2 separate regions of the Homo sapiens genome follow, and region 1 is linked to region 2. Evidence: chromatin loops called from intact Hi-C (ENCODE). Cell type or tissue: A673. All regions are shown on one strand. Each heading gives the region's core, and the rest is flanking DNA. Links, peaks and the distances in the headings are about the cores only. Region 1 has its middle 210 kb from the start of NUF2. Region 2 has its middle 88 kb from the start of NUF2.

Region 1 (8,345 bases), core at 158-8,157, 120 kb after region 2:
ATGCATAAGCGAGCCTAGCTGGGGCCTGCCTTGGCACTGCAGACAAGGTTCCCTAAGATGTTCCATGTCACAACCAGAGTTGTGGTATTGTCTGCATACATAAATGTGAGTGTGTGTGTGTGTGTGTGTGTGTGTTGCGGAAGGGATTGTGACCATGGGTCAGATCATAAAATCAGTAATGCGATGCCAGCCAACATCAGTGACTTCTGGTGGTGAGATTAGCTCTGCTCTAGATATCTAAAGTGAATCTTGTTACAGTTAAATGTAAAATTGTGTTATTTTCCCATTTTGATGAGCACCACTGAAGCCAGAAGAGAATACTCTTTTATGGTAAAATAAAATCAGGAAAAAAAAATGTTTCCAAAGCTCCAAATTAGTTTATGTAAAATATTTTAGCTTCTATAGAAATATTTTAACTTCTATAAAAGACTAGCCTCCAATGTTAGATTGAAATTTTTAGTTCTGAAAAGAACATGAAGAAACTTTTGTGTGCATAGGGGAGAAATGATGAACCTCTTCTCCATCACCATTTCGGACATGCTTTGTTTTTTACTTTTTAACAACTTTTTGAGATATAGTTAAAATATCATGCAATTCACCCATTTAATATGTCATACAGTTCACCTATAAATATATAAAGGCTTTTTATATATTCACAGAGTTGTGCAACCATCACCACAATCAATTTTAGAATGTGTTCATTGCCCCAGAAAGAAACCCCATTTCCCTTAACCATTACTTCCCAGCTTCAGCATACCCCTCCAGCCCCAGGCAAATGCAATTTACATTCTGTTTCTATGGACTTTCCTGTTCTGAGTATTTCATATAAATAAAATTACATAATATGTGGTTCTGTGACTGGCTTCTTTCACTTTGCATAGTATTTTCAAGGTTCAGCCATGATGTTGCATGTATTGGTACTTTATTCTTTTTATTGATGAGTAATATTCCACCTTAAGTATTAATTGAGGGACATTTGAGGTTGTTTTCACTTTTTGGCATGAAAAGAGCCAAATAATGCTCTTATGAAGATTCATGTACGAGTTTTTGTGTGGGTTTATGTTTTCACTTCTCTTAGATTATACCTAGGAGTAGCATTGATGGGTCATATGATAACCTCGGGTTAATCCTTTGACAAACTGCCAGACTGTTTTCCAAAGTAGCTGCACCATTTTACATTTCTCTCAATAGTGTATAAGGGTGCTAATTTCTCCAAATCTTTGCCAACATTTGTTGTTCACTGTCTTTTTTTATTATAGCCATCCTAGTGTGTGTGCAATGGTATCTCATTATGATTTTAGTTTGCATTTCTGTGATGGCTAATGCTGAACACTTTGTATGTGTTTTTTGGCTTTGTGAATATATTCTTTAGAGAAATATCTATTTAGATCTCTTGACCATTTTTATTGGGTGATTGGTCTTTTTATTGAGTTGTAGGAGTCTTTTATATATTCTAGATACAAGTCCCTTGTCAGATATATGATTTGCAAAAATGCTCTCTCATTCTGTGGATTGTCTTTTCTCTTTCTTGATAATATCCTTTGGAACATAAGGGTTTTTAATTTTGATGATGTCCAATGTATTTATTGTTTCTCTTTTTTGTGTATGCTTTTGATGTCATGATCTGCTTTATTTTTACGTAACTCTTCAGAGCAATGCCTAAGCTTTTGAATTCAGGCTGCAACAGGGGTATTGAGGGATATAGAAGGAGAATGGTATTAAGCTGATGGCATTAAAGATAGACATCAGTAAATTTTGAAAATCCAGATTACTGCTTCAGGTATCTTCATAACATACCAAAGTGTCACCACATATTGGTTATAGGAAAATGTGTTGTACAAACAGTTGTTGTCTAAACTTTTCCCATATGTGTAATATGTAAGACTCTAAGGAATGTTTAGGATTTCATTATATATAGTTGTCACCCAAAAATATACAAGATTGCTTTGGGCTATTTGCGGTCTTTTGTGGTTCCATATACATTTTAGAATTTTTTATATTTTTGTGAAGAATGTCATTTGTATTTTGATAGATATTGCATTAGATCTGTAGATTCCTTTGGGCAGTACAATGATTTTAACAATATTAATTCTTTCAAACTCATAAACATGGGATGTCCTTCCATTGTTTTGTGTCCTCTTCAATTTCTTTCATCAGAATTTTATATTTTTTTTTATAGGGATCTTTCACCTCCTTGGTTAATTTATTTTTAGAAATTTTATTATTTTTGTGGCTATTATAAATGGGATTGCTTTCTTGATTTTTGTAGAATATTTTGAGCGATGAATATACATAATGAAATAATAAAAATTTCTTCCAGCTAGTTAATTATTGGTATATAGAAATGGTATGGTTTTTTTTTTTTTTGCATGTTGATTTTGTATCCTGCAACTTTACTAAATTTGTTTCTCAATTCTAAGAGTTTTTTGATGGAGTCTAGTTTTTCTCTATGTAAGATCATGTCATCTTGCAAGCAGGGAAAATTTGCTAAAGCAATCCTGAGTGAAAAGAATAACATTGTAGGCATCACACTACCTGACCTCAAAATATATTATAAAGCTATAATAACCAAAACAGCATGGTACTGACATGAAAATAGACACATAGACCAATGGAACAGAAAGAGAACCCAGAAATAAATCCACATACTTACAGACACCTGATTTTCAACAAAGATGCGAAGAACATACATTGAGGAAAGGACATTCTCTTTAATGAATAATGCCGGAAAAACCAAAATATTCATATGCAGAGGAATGAAACTAGGCCTCTATCACCACATCCAAAAGTCAATTCAAAATGGATTAAAGACCTAAATCTCAAACTATGAAAATACTAGAAGAAAACTTAGGAGAAATGCTTCAGGACATCAGTCTAGGCAGATATTTTTATGGAGAAGACCTTAAAAAAGACAATAAAAAGGACAACAAAAGCCAAAATAGACAAATGAGATTATATCAAATTAAAAAACTTTGGCATAGCAAAGGAAACATTGACAGGGTAAAGGACAACCTGCAGAATGGGAGAAAATATTTGCAAATTATTTATCCAACAAGGGAACAATACTCAGAATATTCAAACAACTCAACAGCCAACACACACACACACACACACACACACACACAATGCAATTCAAAATGGGCAAATGATATGAATAGACATTTCTCAAAAGAAGGCATACAAATGTTCAAGAAGTATATGGAAAAAATGCTGAACATCACTAATCATCAGGGAAATGCAAATCAAAACCAAAATGAGATACCATCTCATCCCAGCTGGAATGGCTATTATCAAAAGGACAAAAATAACAAAGCTGGCAAGGATGTGGAGGAGAAAACGAAACTACTATACACTGTTTGTGGAAATGTAAATTAGTATAGCCATTATGGAAAACAGTATGGAGGCTCCTCAAAAAGTAAAACAAACTACCATGTGATCCAACAACCCCATTACTGGGCATAGATCCAAAGTAAAGAAAATCAGTGTGTCAAAGACATAGATGCACTCCCATGTTTACTGAAACACTATTCATAATAGCCAAGACATGGGATCAACCTTAGTGTCCATCAACAGATGAATGGATAAAGAAAACATGGTATAAATACACAATGGAATACTATTCAGCTATAAAAAGAATGAAATCCTCTCATTTATAGCAACATGGATGAGTCTAGAGAATATTGTGTTGAGTGAAGTAAGGCAGGTACAGAAAGGTAAGTGCCATGTATTCTTACTCATATGTGGAAGCTAAGTAAGACCTCATAGAAGTAAAGAGCAGAATAATGATATCTAGAGTCTGGGAAGGGTGAAAAGAAGAGGGGATAGGGAAAGGTGTTGGTTAAGGAACACATATTATACTCAGATACGAGAAATAAGTTCTAGTGTTCTATAGCACTGAAGGATGACTATAGTTAATAATTATTTATTCTATATTTTTACATAACTAGAAGAGAGGATTTTGAACGTTCCCAACACAAAGAAATGATAAATATTTGAGGTGATAAATATGCTAATTACCCTAATTTGATTATTATGCATTGTATACAGGTATCAAAATATCACACTTTACTCTGTAAATATGTATGAGTATGTCATTTTTAAATTTAAAAAAATTATACAGTATGCTGCCACCAGGTGGTGATAGCGGCAGCCTTTAATGGACAGTCTCATTGAACTGCTAGAAACATAGTTAAGACCTAGAGTTTCTGTCTAGCACATTACATTTATAAGAATAACTTTTTAAGATTTTGTTTTAAAACATAAGCTTTCTAGTGAAATCAAATGCTGGATGTTAAGAACATGCACTTAATAAGAAGATGAAGAGAGGAGTGAATATTTACTGAGCACTTACTATATGATTTTATATACATTATTTTATTTAACCTTCATGAAACTCTATCAATATACCTTAATGTCCTCAGTTTAAAGACCCTAACTTCTTTGTCCAGGGTTACATAGCAATGATATACCAGAGTTCAAACTGCCTGTATGTAAAGCCTGTATGGCTGTTACTATGCCTATATTTTGTGACTTTCTATCAATAAATAAAGCATGAATTCAGATTTAGTTAATATTTATGCATCTACTGTACCAAGTACTATGCTAAGTAATTATCACAAATGTGAGTACAATTTGGACTTCTTTCTATTAACCCTAATCGGTGTCTAACATTGTTTAATATAAAGTTGATCTTCCCTTAACTTGATAAGGCTTCTCTTTCTCTCAACCATGTTCTCCATCTGTCTCTCTGTCTCTCTCTTTCTTCTCCCTACCTCCTTAAAACTGAAACCTCCATAAGCTGCTACATGGTTTGGGGGTTTCAGTGGAAGACTTATTGTCAAGAATTCCTGCAGAAATAAGTCTACAGCTTTCTGGTTTGCAGATTTTCCTGTGTCAGTCTCAGAAACAATATTTCTTGACTTAGGGTAATAGACACTAATTGGGTGGCAGCCTTGCCCATACAGATCCCCTGAACTTCCTGTGGGACGGAAATTCTGTCTGCTTATTCTCCATTATATTGTTAGCTCTTCAAAATGCTTCTGATGGGCCAGGCACAGTGGCTCACGCCTGTAATCCCAGCACTTTGGGAGGCTGAGGCAGGTGGATCACCTGAGGTCAGGAGTTAGAGACCAGTCTGAAAAACATGGTGAAACCCTGTCTCTAAAAAGGTATTTTTTAACTGGCTTTGATATACGTCTGTCCTCTACTCTTACCCCTGCCCCGCAAAATTAGCTATAGCTATTGATCCAGAAGCTTTTAAATCCGAAGCCAGGCCAATCAGATCTTCTCTATTTCAAATCTGAAACTTTGATAGAAATTATAAGGATGAGAAGCATGGTTGCTCTGACAGTGGCTCCCTGTAGAGCTGGGGTCCTAACTCTTCTGGCCTACTCTAGTTGCTAGTGCTCCTGGGCCTTTTTATCTCTTCCTTTAGTTTTGAACTGCCTTAGTATTCTGACAATGTGGTTTCTCTTTCACTTAACCTTCATGGGGTTAATTTACCAATACATTTAAGCTGTCAGATGTAGTGGACAACTCACTCCATTCCCTCCCACCCTCCCTCCCTCCCTCCGTCCCTCCCTTCCTCCCTCCCTTCCTTCCTTCCTTCCTTCCTTCCTTCCTTCCTTCCTTCCTTCCTTCCCCTTCTTCTCCATCTCCCCCTTCTCCTTCTCCATTTCTTCCTCCTCCTTCTCCATCTGCTCCTCTCATCCATCCCTCTCTCATCCTTGTCCTATTCTTTAGCCTCCTTTGCTCCTAGTGCATTGAGAAACAATATTTCTCTTGCTTCTATTCTGCCTGAATCCATACAGTAGCTCAGGGCTTCTTTATGTCCTAACATAAAATTCTCCAAGGTTCTTCATGTTTCCCCTTCATGTTAAGTTTTACTTTCTTTCAAAGAAGAAGAGTATGTTCTGCCTGCTGATATGTATCTTCAGAGGCATCACTGTTCAGGGGTTTTTGACTTTTATATTTATTTATTCTCTTTATTGTGACGATGATCATCAGGCTCCAATATTTATAACTTGTCTCTATAACAGAACTCCTCAAAATTGATTTGTAAAACAGCTAGGAAACATTGTAGAATATTTGTTTTTACCAGAAGTATAAATAGTTTTCTGAACATTAAAATGGTTTCTTCAAGGTTTGGAAAGGATACACACACAAATTTGTTAATTTGTTTGACTGAGAGTTAGAAAAGTAGAATTTTTTTTCAAGAAATAAGATAAGGGTAGAGTTGAAGGTGATTAAAATAAAGCTACAGGAACTGAATTCAATTCAAGTGCCAGTATTTCTCCAAAGTCAAGAAAAGGGTATAGATGTGGCAATGGGAAAGCCTGTGCCTAAGTTATGTGCCTCACACAATGTACGGAAGAATCACCACATCTGTAGAGAGATTTACATTCACCATAGCATTTTATATCTTGAGGAAATATCTATGCATGCAAATATTTGAGCTGCTTGCCTTCAATGAATCAGTAGCCAATTACACATATTTAATGGGCAATTAAAAAACTAGTCATTTCCTACAAGATGGTCATGAAGAAAAGAAAATCTTGTGCCCTTACTCTTGACATTATTACCATCTCTCTTCCCTTTCTTAATCTTAATTTTGTAGCAAGAATGACAGGGAAATCCAGGAGAGTCTTTAAAGCACTTGAAAGCCCAGAGCATTTATGTGGGAGTTGGTGAGACTATGGGACATGGGACTATGAAAAGCTGCCCTGTGTACCCATCCAGGTTTACTCTGGACTTTGGATCTTATGAACACGAGATTGTGACCTGCAAATAAGAGCAGGCCTGCATGCGGAGGGAGCACTGAAGCAAGACTGACATCAGAAGTGATGGAAAGGAAGAGACACCAGGGCCTGGCTATTCCTTTTGTGCCCAAGTCACTCCCAGCCATTTCTGTCTGTCTTTTATTAAATAAAAATTGTGTATATTCATGGTGTACAGCATGATGTCTTGATACACATATGCATAATGAAATGATTACTAGACTCATGCTAATTAACATATTCATCTCCTTACATAGTTATCATCTTTTGTGTGTGTGTGGTGAGAGCACCTGAAATCTCTCTTAGTAAATTTCCAGTATAAAATACCTTATTATCAACTATAGTGATCAGGCTGTACATTTACATCTCTAGACCATTAATCCTACCTAACTATGATGTATATACACAAGTTAAGTATCCCTTATCCAAAATGCTTAGGACCAGAAGTGTTTTGGATTTTTACCTTTCTTTCAGATTTTGAAATATTTGCGTTATATTTACTGGTTGAGCATACCAAATCTGAAAATCTGAAACCCAGAGTGCTCCAATGAGCATTTCCTTTGAATGTCATATTGGTACTCCAAAAATTTTGGACTTTGGAGCATTTTGGGTTTTCATATTTGGGATGCTTAACTTGTATATATAAAATGGGCAATTATTCAGCCTTAATAAAAAAGAAGATTCTGTTTTTTGTGACAACATGGATGAAACTGGAGAACATTATGCTAAGTGAAATAAGCCAGATGCAAAAGGTAAAATATTATATAATCTCAGAAGTTTTTAATAGCCTTTCTAGAGAAGTACAGACTCCTGCATTTTCCCAGGACAAGACAAACATGCATAAGAAAGTAGGGTTAGATATTCAGATAGGAATCTGTTTAATGATGTGAACTCAGGAGCCCATGATAGGGTAATGGAAATCTAACCCATCTCTGTTAGGGAATTTTGCCAGCCTCTAAGGTGTGCTTTCTGCCCCTTTTAAATGTACCTCTACCAGAAATAGAGGACAATCCTTAATGATCCTTCAAAGCATAAAGGAGATTCCTTTCCCTCACTTCCTCTAGGTAGAGTGAGTAACTCCAGGTATGAGTTCCCATAGCCCTTTTACACAACTCTACTGTATTTTATCCCTTAAAATATTTTTTCTTTTCTTCTTTTCATTTCATCTCATTCACTGATTCATTCAAGCATAATTTGGGCCTCTAACATGCGTCTTCAGTGTGATGGGGGCCTCGTGGATGGCAAATACAGATATCACTAGGAAACATTTCCTGGACCCCAAAGGTCACAGCCTCTGGAAGCAAACATGCAGGTAAGAAAATGATTAAAGCAAGGAGATCGGTTTCACTGGACAAGGCGCTGGGAGCACACAGGGGAGGAAGAAACTTTCTGAGAAGGTTGGTGAAGGTTCCAGTGGAGATGAGTTGTGAAGGGTGAGAATAATTATTAAGTGAATAATGACCACAGAATGAGAGTGGGGACAAGCCTAAAAGTTCAGAGATGAATATGTACACATTGTGCTGTAGGAGACTTCTGGAGTCTCCTCTGGTCTGGGGTGACATACGTGAC
Region 2 (8,345 bases), core at 105-8,104:
TTTTTTGTTTCTCTGCCTTTCTCTCCCACCATCCCACTTTCACACAGAGTAGACCTGGTTGTAGGGACCTCTCGCTTGCTCCATTGTTCGTTTCAGTGGTCTGGAGAGTGGAGAAATCAGACACCAGGACTTGGGAATTAGAAGGAGTAGGATAAACATCAGACCTCATGGCCTGTTTCTGTCTGAAACTATTCATGGTAGGGGACTCAGGATGAAGTGCTGCTTGACTGACCACCCAGCCTTCATAGCATTGATTTTAGGAGCCAAACCCACTGATCCATAGTGCACTTTCTCTCAGGACCTCAGGGTGTGAGTGTCTCTGATTTTAGAAAGCAATGACATTCCTGAGGCCCCTGGCCCAGAACCATCTTAATTCTGTTCAGTCTTACCATGACTTTTAAGAGAAAGGAGTTAGTTGGAAGCACCAGACTGACTTAATTTCTGCCAAACTTGGGTTCAAATTTCCCGGGTTCACCTCACTGTGCCTTTAAAACCTAAGCAGGGAAAAAAGTCTAATTAGACTCCCAGCTTTCTTCACAGGGGCAGTCTAAAGCCTTTATCCATAAGTATGTCCTCCACGGACAAATACTGGGCCCCAAGGAAGGAGGAAGAACGTGTTTGTGGGCACGTCTGGCTCAGATTAAGCTGTAGGTAGTATGGGCCTTGGAGCAGCGGGAGGCACTCTGTGTTGGGTAGGTGTAGTTTTCCGACAGCATCAGCATGGTGATCTCCATTTCTCATCGAAATCCACCTTACCTGAAATAGGTCTGAATAGGTCCACTCTTCCAGCCTCTTCACTCCTGTGCTTGCCCTGTATCACCTGCTTCCTGCCTAGAATGAGAAACAGTGCTTCTGTTTTCCTTCCATCCACCAGGAGGGTTTGCCATAGAAATCATTTGAACCATTGGGAAACTCAGCCAAGTGGCACCACATGTGGCAGAATCTGTGCCTGTTTTTCTGCACAGTGGGGGTTTAAACTTTTAGGGGGACTCCTGCCTGAGGCCCAACTTTCTCCCTCATGAAGCTGATATTTGGCAGGGAGAAGCAAACAAACACTTAAATGGTCAACCAAATTTCAGCTTGTATTAATTATATAATTCAGAGATTTTTTTTTTTTGGCTTAAATATAGCATCATGAATACACAGCTGCAGAGACTGTGCCAAACAGCTCAGCCAGCTGTACACACTGCCATCAGCGGAAAACCGTTTTTCTTTTCTCCTGCTTGAGGTGTTATCATCGGGAGCCATGTGGATACTCCCTGGGCCAAGCAGCCGTCCCTTCAGCACCTTCACAAAAGCAGCCGTGGAGGATGGGCTCTGCCTGTGCAAGGCCTCCCTGTGGAAGCTGGGTGTGCAGGCCGGGGTTGGGGGCAGAAGAGGGGGAAGGGGGGCGTGTAGCAAAGTCTATTGTGTTGATCCCTCAGAGAGTAACTCTGAGAAATGAGATGCTATGTCCCTGGGCCAGGGCTACACCAAGAACATTATACCTGGGATAGACACTGTTTTTACATCCTAGTCAGAATCATGAAAAATGTGCTTCAGTTATGGCAGGACTCTGGCTGGGAACAAGTTCCCAGCTGCCTCTGTTGCTCTCCTGGAGAACTTTGAACTCCATAAAGGGAGGGGTCCAAGATATGTGCAATAGCCATAGAAAATATATTATAAACCTGAAATAATTAAAGAACAATACCAGGAAGTAAATGATCATACTATGCCTATACCTAAAACCCTCTGGGTTCCCTGTTGTGTAAAGAATGAATTTCCAATCTCATCACACAAGTATCTTCACCATAAGACCCCAACCCTTCTTTGTAGCCTTATCTCCTGTCTCCATACCCTGTATGCGATTCTCTGTCCACCAAAAATTACTTGCTACTTTCTAGACAAGACAAGCACTCAAATGCTTGTTTGTTTTCGTGTGCACGTTCCTCCCTCCCAGCAAGAATGCCTGATTCTTTCTTCTCCACTTCATGGACATCCACTCATCCTCCTGTTATGACTCCAATGTGATCTTCTCTTGCTCAGCCCTGACTGACTTCCCTGGACAGAGCTGGCCTCCCGCTCCTCTGAATCCCCCTGCACTGTCTCACTGTTTCACATCACTTTGCACATCCCCACCAAGGTGTTCTGCTGGCTTCTCTCCCAGTGGACTCTCAACTCTGCAGGAAGTAGGGACCACCTTGGAAAATGCCCAGCACCTAGGTCAGTGCTTGCCACAAGTAGGTGCTCAATGAATGTGGGTTGAGTTATTTGAAAAATGTTTTTTAGGTTTGGTGCAGTGGCTCACGCCTGTAATCCTAGCACTTTGGAAGACCAAGGCAAGAGGCTAGCTTGAGCTGGGGAGGTCTAGCTCAAGGGCAGGGCAAGGCTAGCCAGGGCAACAGAGTGAGACCTAACCTCTGATTTTGGAAAGCAATGACATTCTTGACATTCCTGAGTTCCTGACCTCACCTCTACAAAAAATAATAAAAAAAAACATTAAAAATAAAAGTTTTTAAAATGTAAAACTGTATACATGCTCAGCAGAAAAACTGAAACAATACAGAATGTATAACATAGAAAGTGAAAAGTTCCCTGGCATCCTTGTGCATTTATATGTCTAGGTGCACACACACTCTTACACACACACACGCACACACACGTGTGCACACACATGCACATGTGTACACACACGCACAAGTGCACACACGTGCATGCACACACACGCCCAGGTGCGCACACACCCACACGCACACACACAGCACGCACACGTGCGCGCACACGCGCACACACACGCACGCGCAGACCTGCACATGCACCCAGACGTGCACGCACATGCACACACCCACACACACGCACGCACACACGCACACACACGCTTTTTAAAAAACAGAAATGGCTCGGAAAGCGCATGTTGTTTTTAACTCTTGAAGTCATCAAGATGTTAGAAAAATCTTTCCATGTCAATACTTGCACGTGTGCATACTTCTTACCAAGCATATAGTATTCATTTTCATATTAATGAGGCTAAAACTGTAGCCACAATGTGTTCTAGAATCGCAAAGGGTCCAGAGGTCACCAGGGAATAGCCAGAGAAAACTCGAGAAGATGGGATTTGAGTTTGTCCCAGAAGGATGGTGAGAATATGGATTTTTGGAGAGGGGCAAGGTGTGAGTGGGGGCAAGTAGCTTCCCAAATGGAGGCAGTAAAGGGAAAGTCATGAGTAGTGCATTTGGGGTGGCAAGTAGATGGCAGCCCATGTTAGAAGGTTAGCAGTGAGCAGCAGTGAGATATCAGGTGTGAAGATAAATTGGGCATGAATTGAAGGGGATAAATTGGATGCTTGAGGGTTTGGATTTATCATGCAGATGATGGTGGTGGAATAAGGGATGGCCTGATGAAATAGTGAGTCAGGAATTTTGTTCCGTAGTTCTTGATGTGCAGTGTGGACTGGGAAAGAAGAAAATAGAGACAGAAAGCTCAGGCTGAAGCCTCTGGTGTTACTCAGCGGTGACAGGGAAGAGAGAAAGGGGAGGTCATGAATTTTTGTTGAACTCCAGCTCTGTGCCCTTACAGTGTAGACAACTCACCTTATTATGCCAGTCCCTCCTCCCACCGACACGGTGAGAAGGCTGTTACCAGTAACATCTTACAGATGAGGATGCAGAAGAGGCTCAGATCCCTGTGTATATGGCCTGAAGTCAATGGTTTTGAACTTGGAGTCCACATCTGTTTAGCTTCAAAGCTTGCGGTCTTTTCACTCTGCTATGCTGTCCTGTGGGCTGGTGAGGAACTGTGGAAAGCAGTGGAAGAGAAGAAGGGAGAGATGAGGATGATGGTATCAAAGTCGAGGGCATGTGGGGACTCACAAAAGGAGGATTTAGAGTGGCCCAAGGGTTCATGAGGGACCCATAGTGGAGACTCTTTGACTAAAACATTCTGCCTTTGAAATTCTCCTTACCAGGACTCTATATTTTGGTGTCATGCTTTTGAAAGCAGTGACTTCTGGAGGGAGTTTTATTGATCTAATCACTCAAGATACAGGCTCTCGAAAAATCTATTTTATACCCCCTGCCCTCTCCCACCCACCCAAATTATACTACATTTTCCTCTTTATGACACTCTCTATGAAAATTCCTCGCTTCTAGTGCCACAGACCGAAATACGACATTTGCTCTAACAGCATTTTACTTGAAATTGTGTTTGGCAAAATGTCTCTTTGCGGTGCCTGGAGTTATCCCGGTCTTTTGAGGAAGGCACGAGAATGACAGGCTCATGGACATGCATTCGGAAGTAGGAAATGGTTAGGGTCCTCCTCCCTGCTCCCTTAACCTGGAACAAAATCTCCAATAACATTTAAAGCCGAAGGATCATCTCCAGCACTTCATTTCACTGAACTTCTTTTGTTCAACTTTGCCTGCATCTAGCGTTCACACCTCTAGAGGGCACTGTTTGCCTTGAAATGAAAGTTCTTTAAGTTTCAATCACCTTTTCCCTCTGGGGTCTATTGTTTTTGCTCTACAGTACTTCGTTTTCTTCCAGAAGGGTTTTCTTTCCTTTTGTGCCCGTGTATTTGTGGGAGCGTGCGTTTCTCCTTTAAAAGTGAATTTAGTGCGTATGAACATGGCAGATAATTACTCTGACCAAAGCCTCTCATGTCTGGGCAGGTCTTTTGAAAGCTTTCTTCTCCCATACATTCTTCCGGTGCCCCTCAGTCTGACCCAGGGTGCACCTCCCCCAACCCCAATTATTTCAGTCTGGGGGTCACCGTCACAGCTCTGCCAATGCATCTCAATCCTGCCTCACAGCTGCCTGGGCTGCTTCAGCCAGGGCTCCCTACTCAGGGCAACTGAGCCTTGATTTATGACATCCCTTTCCACAGGTCATGGTCTCTCCTCAGGCAAGACTGCTGATCATGCCACATTTTCAGATTGGCTCTGCACTGCAAACTAATGTCTGGAAGGACAATAATTTGGCCCTGAAACCCATTTCAACTGTGACCTCCCTCATTCAGTCTGCTCTCTGAACATGAAGGACACCAGGGTGCCCCTTTATGCAGAGAAGGTGGGTGGGTAAGTATTGCTTCCTACTGCCTCTGTGAAATGTAGACACACACACGCACACACTCCTCAGGCCTCATGTCTGTGCAGTGTAGAAGCACTTCAGGAGCTCTGAGCCTAGTTGAGGGTCAGGGCCCACCTGAGCATCCCTATTCTTTCTCCACTCTGTTCCAAGGGCCTAGCAGTTCTCACTTTTCATGCTGCACACACAAGGGATGAAAGCATGTGTCCTCAGGGGTGGAAATTAACATCAGTGCGTGCTGGGGAGGGTGTAGTTCAGGACCAGAGAGGTGGATGGATGTGGAGGTACCAGGTGGAATTACCAGGCATTCCTCAGTGAGATAGAGGGGACCCATGGAATGGCTTTAGGAGGAGATGGAAATAACCATTAACTTGACTGTGATCTCATGTGGAGAGGGCTTCAGCAGCCATCAGTGAGGGCATCCTCTGAGCAACAGCATGTGAAGCTGCAGAATTTATTTTTGTGGACTTCTTTCACCTTCCTCTTGTTTTTCCTTCCCTCCACAATGTTCTCCTCTCTTCTGGGTACTCTGTCCCACTCTGCCAAGAGGAAGTCCTGTAATCATAGGATGCCAATGCTAGAAGGGATCACTTTGTCTAGACAAAGATCATTTTGTCTTAATATCTCCATTTTAGAGTTGAAGAATAGGAACTCATCCGCACTGAGGATGTAATGATGATAATTATAGTAATAATGTAGCTATGCTTTTTAATGCTCTGGACACAGTTTTAAATGTATGAATGCATTTAATCCTTAGGATAATCCTGATAATATTATGACATCGTTTCATAAATTTGAAAACTCATGTACAGAGCAGTTACTTTTTCTAAGTTAACAGAGTTAGTGAGTGGCAGAGCAGAGTCCAATCTAAGCTGTCAGGCTCTACATGTCATATTTAAGTATATATGCTCAAAAAGTGCATGATTCATTGATTGTGTACTATGTGTCAGGTACTTTACATGTATTATCTAAAATTTTTGTTAAAACTGTGCTGTAAATCTAATATTCCCATTATATAGATAAATAATTTAATTCTTAGAAATATTAAATAACTTGCCGCTAGCCATATAGCCCATAGGTGGCCAAGCTGGGATTTGAACTGGGTGTGTTAGGCTCCAAAGTCTGGGTTTGTTTCCTTTATTACATGGTTCACTCAAGTGACTTAATGCTATTCCAGGAATATTTGCATGTTAAGAACAAGACAGGAGGAAAAGACTACACTTAACCAGGAACATTATTCTGGGCTAGAGATTGCAGAAATAAAGGAGTTAGGGAACATTAAACCATGTTGGTACTTTGTAAAACATACAAACATCCTTAGACACGTGTCTGCTCAGCACTGCTTTGCAGAGGAAACACAGAGTGTTGGGGAGCACACTGGACATACAGGCAGAAAAGCTGGGTTTGGCAAAGCGCTCCACCAGCTGTGGGCAATTTTGTACCACTATACTTAACTCCTATGGGACTCAACTTCCTCATCTGTAAAATGGAAATGATAAGGCCAGCTCTAACATTTTCATAATAATATTGTAAATTATAAAGCCAATACATACTATTTATTTCTATTTCTTGTGAACTGGGAATTGAGACCTACAGCCCACAAGAGGTCAGCAGTCTCCCCTCTACTCAATGTGAGGAGGAGGAGGATTGAAGGTCAGGACAATGCGGAGAGTCTTTTTTTTTTGGCCATAATGGGCAGCCAGTTGACTCAGGCCTTATGAGTGGGCTGGCTAGGGCAGACATTATCTGCTGTCATCCAAGCACTCCTCTCCAGCTTTAGAACAGAACAGCACAGGAGTCATTGCTTTGCCCCAACTCTGGACAAGGAGGAAGGAGGAGAAGATGGCCCATTAGGTGATAAAGGGAGACTATGGGAGGCATGCACCCCTCTACCTTCCAGAAATGAAAACATACGCCTTGAAACAAGATATAATAAGATTATCCATGTATTGTAACACATAAATTAGAATTTTTGTTTGTTCTGTAACAGTCCAAAAAGTGCAGTTTTAAAATCAAGATCAGAGGCCAGGCACAGTGGCTCAAGCCTGTTATCCCAGCACTTTGGGAGGACAAAGTGGGAGGATTTCTTGAACCTGGGAGTTTGAGACCAGCCTGGGCAGCATGGCAAAACCCTGTCTCTACCAAAAATTCAAAAATTAGCTGGGTGTAGTGGTGTGCACGTGTAGTCCCAGCTACTCAGGAGGCTGAGGTGGGAGGATGGTTTCAGTCTGGGAGGCAGAGGTTGCAGTGAGCCGAGACTGCGACACTGCACTCCAGCCTGGGTGACAGAGCCAGACCCTGTCTCAAAACAAACAAACAAACAAACGAACAAACAAACGAACAAATCAAGATCAGGAGAAGCACAACAAGCTAAGATCTCTCCATTGTAATTCAGCTGATAAAGATACATTTATTGGGTCATTATTACACAGTTGTGTTACTTTTAAATGAGAAACACATTTAGAAATTGTTTCTAGAAACTCATAGAGAAACCTGAAATTTCTTGTAAAGCTTCTTGCTTGCTTGTGGAAGGTTCTCTTGCTAACATATCCCTGGAAACTGTATCCTTGACAAGTGCTCAGTCACGATGTGTGTGGAGTGGGGAAGGTGGGGAGACAGGAGCTAAGCTGAATGCATACTGCGGCAGGGGTGGGGCAGGTAAATGAAGTACTACATGTCGACTTGCTTGGAAAACTATAAATCTCTGATACTGTTATTAAAATGTAGAAATTCTTTACTTGAGTGGGAGTGGTAGAGAGATTTCCTTGCCCAGCTCTGAATCCATTCCATCAATATGCATTTGTAGAGGATCAAGGAATGAAAGAATGTTCTTCCTCTCTATAGCCACTACATTTCCTGGAGCCCAGCAAGGTGTCCGTCACAGGAGGCCATCCAAATTTGTTGAATGCATGTGCTTAGGAAGTATCTTGTCATCACTTTCTCAGATATACAAATAAGAAACCCTTTTTACCCTCTACTCTTCATCATGACATCAGGAAGTAATAACTAAACAAAGTGGTCTCACCTAGCCATGACACTCTGTGTGTGTGTAGATAGGGCAGAAATACACAACATACTCCCTGGCTCTAAACCAGCCTCTATCTTGAATTTGTACTGTGTCTTTGGCAACACTTGAGTGTGTTTCCATCTTTAAAAACATCAGAGATCACATGTCTTGATTTTTTTAAAAAAATTAGCTAGACTTGAGTTTGAAGAAGGACATTGAATAACGGATACCTCACATTAAGAATGATTAGGTTTAGTCTCAGATCTTTCCCAAGTAA

The links. Peaks named below come from ENCODE experiments on the same cell type or tissue, not always from the same donor. Only the 100,000 strongest peaks of a DNase experiment are listed, where the experiment ranks them.
Region 1: it touches region 2 in a loop (2.9-fold over the local background); 25 of 110 quality-filtered maps call a loop at or near these places.

Annotation. Positions count from the first base shown.
Region 1 is chr1:163,524,788-163,533,132 of GRCh38, forward strand. No RefSeq gene overlaps it. Among named protein-coding and RNA genes, the nearest start is that of NUF2, 210 kb to the left of the region's middle. In A673, for the core only: a CTCF peak has its summit at 4,118; a DNase peak (open chromatin) is centred at 4,154; H3K27ac peaks cover 1,010 bases.
Region 2 is chr1:163,405,742-163,414,086 of GRCh38, forward strand. No RefSeq gene overlaps it. Among named protein-coding and RNA genes, the nearest start is that of NUF2, 88 kb to the left of the region's middle. In A673, for the core only: CTCF peaks have their summits at 4,413 (motif pointing right) and 6,621 (motif pointing right); a DNase peak (open chromatin) is centred at 4,450; H3K27ac peaks cover 764 bases.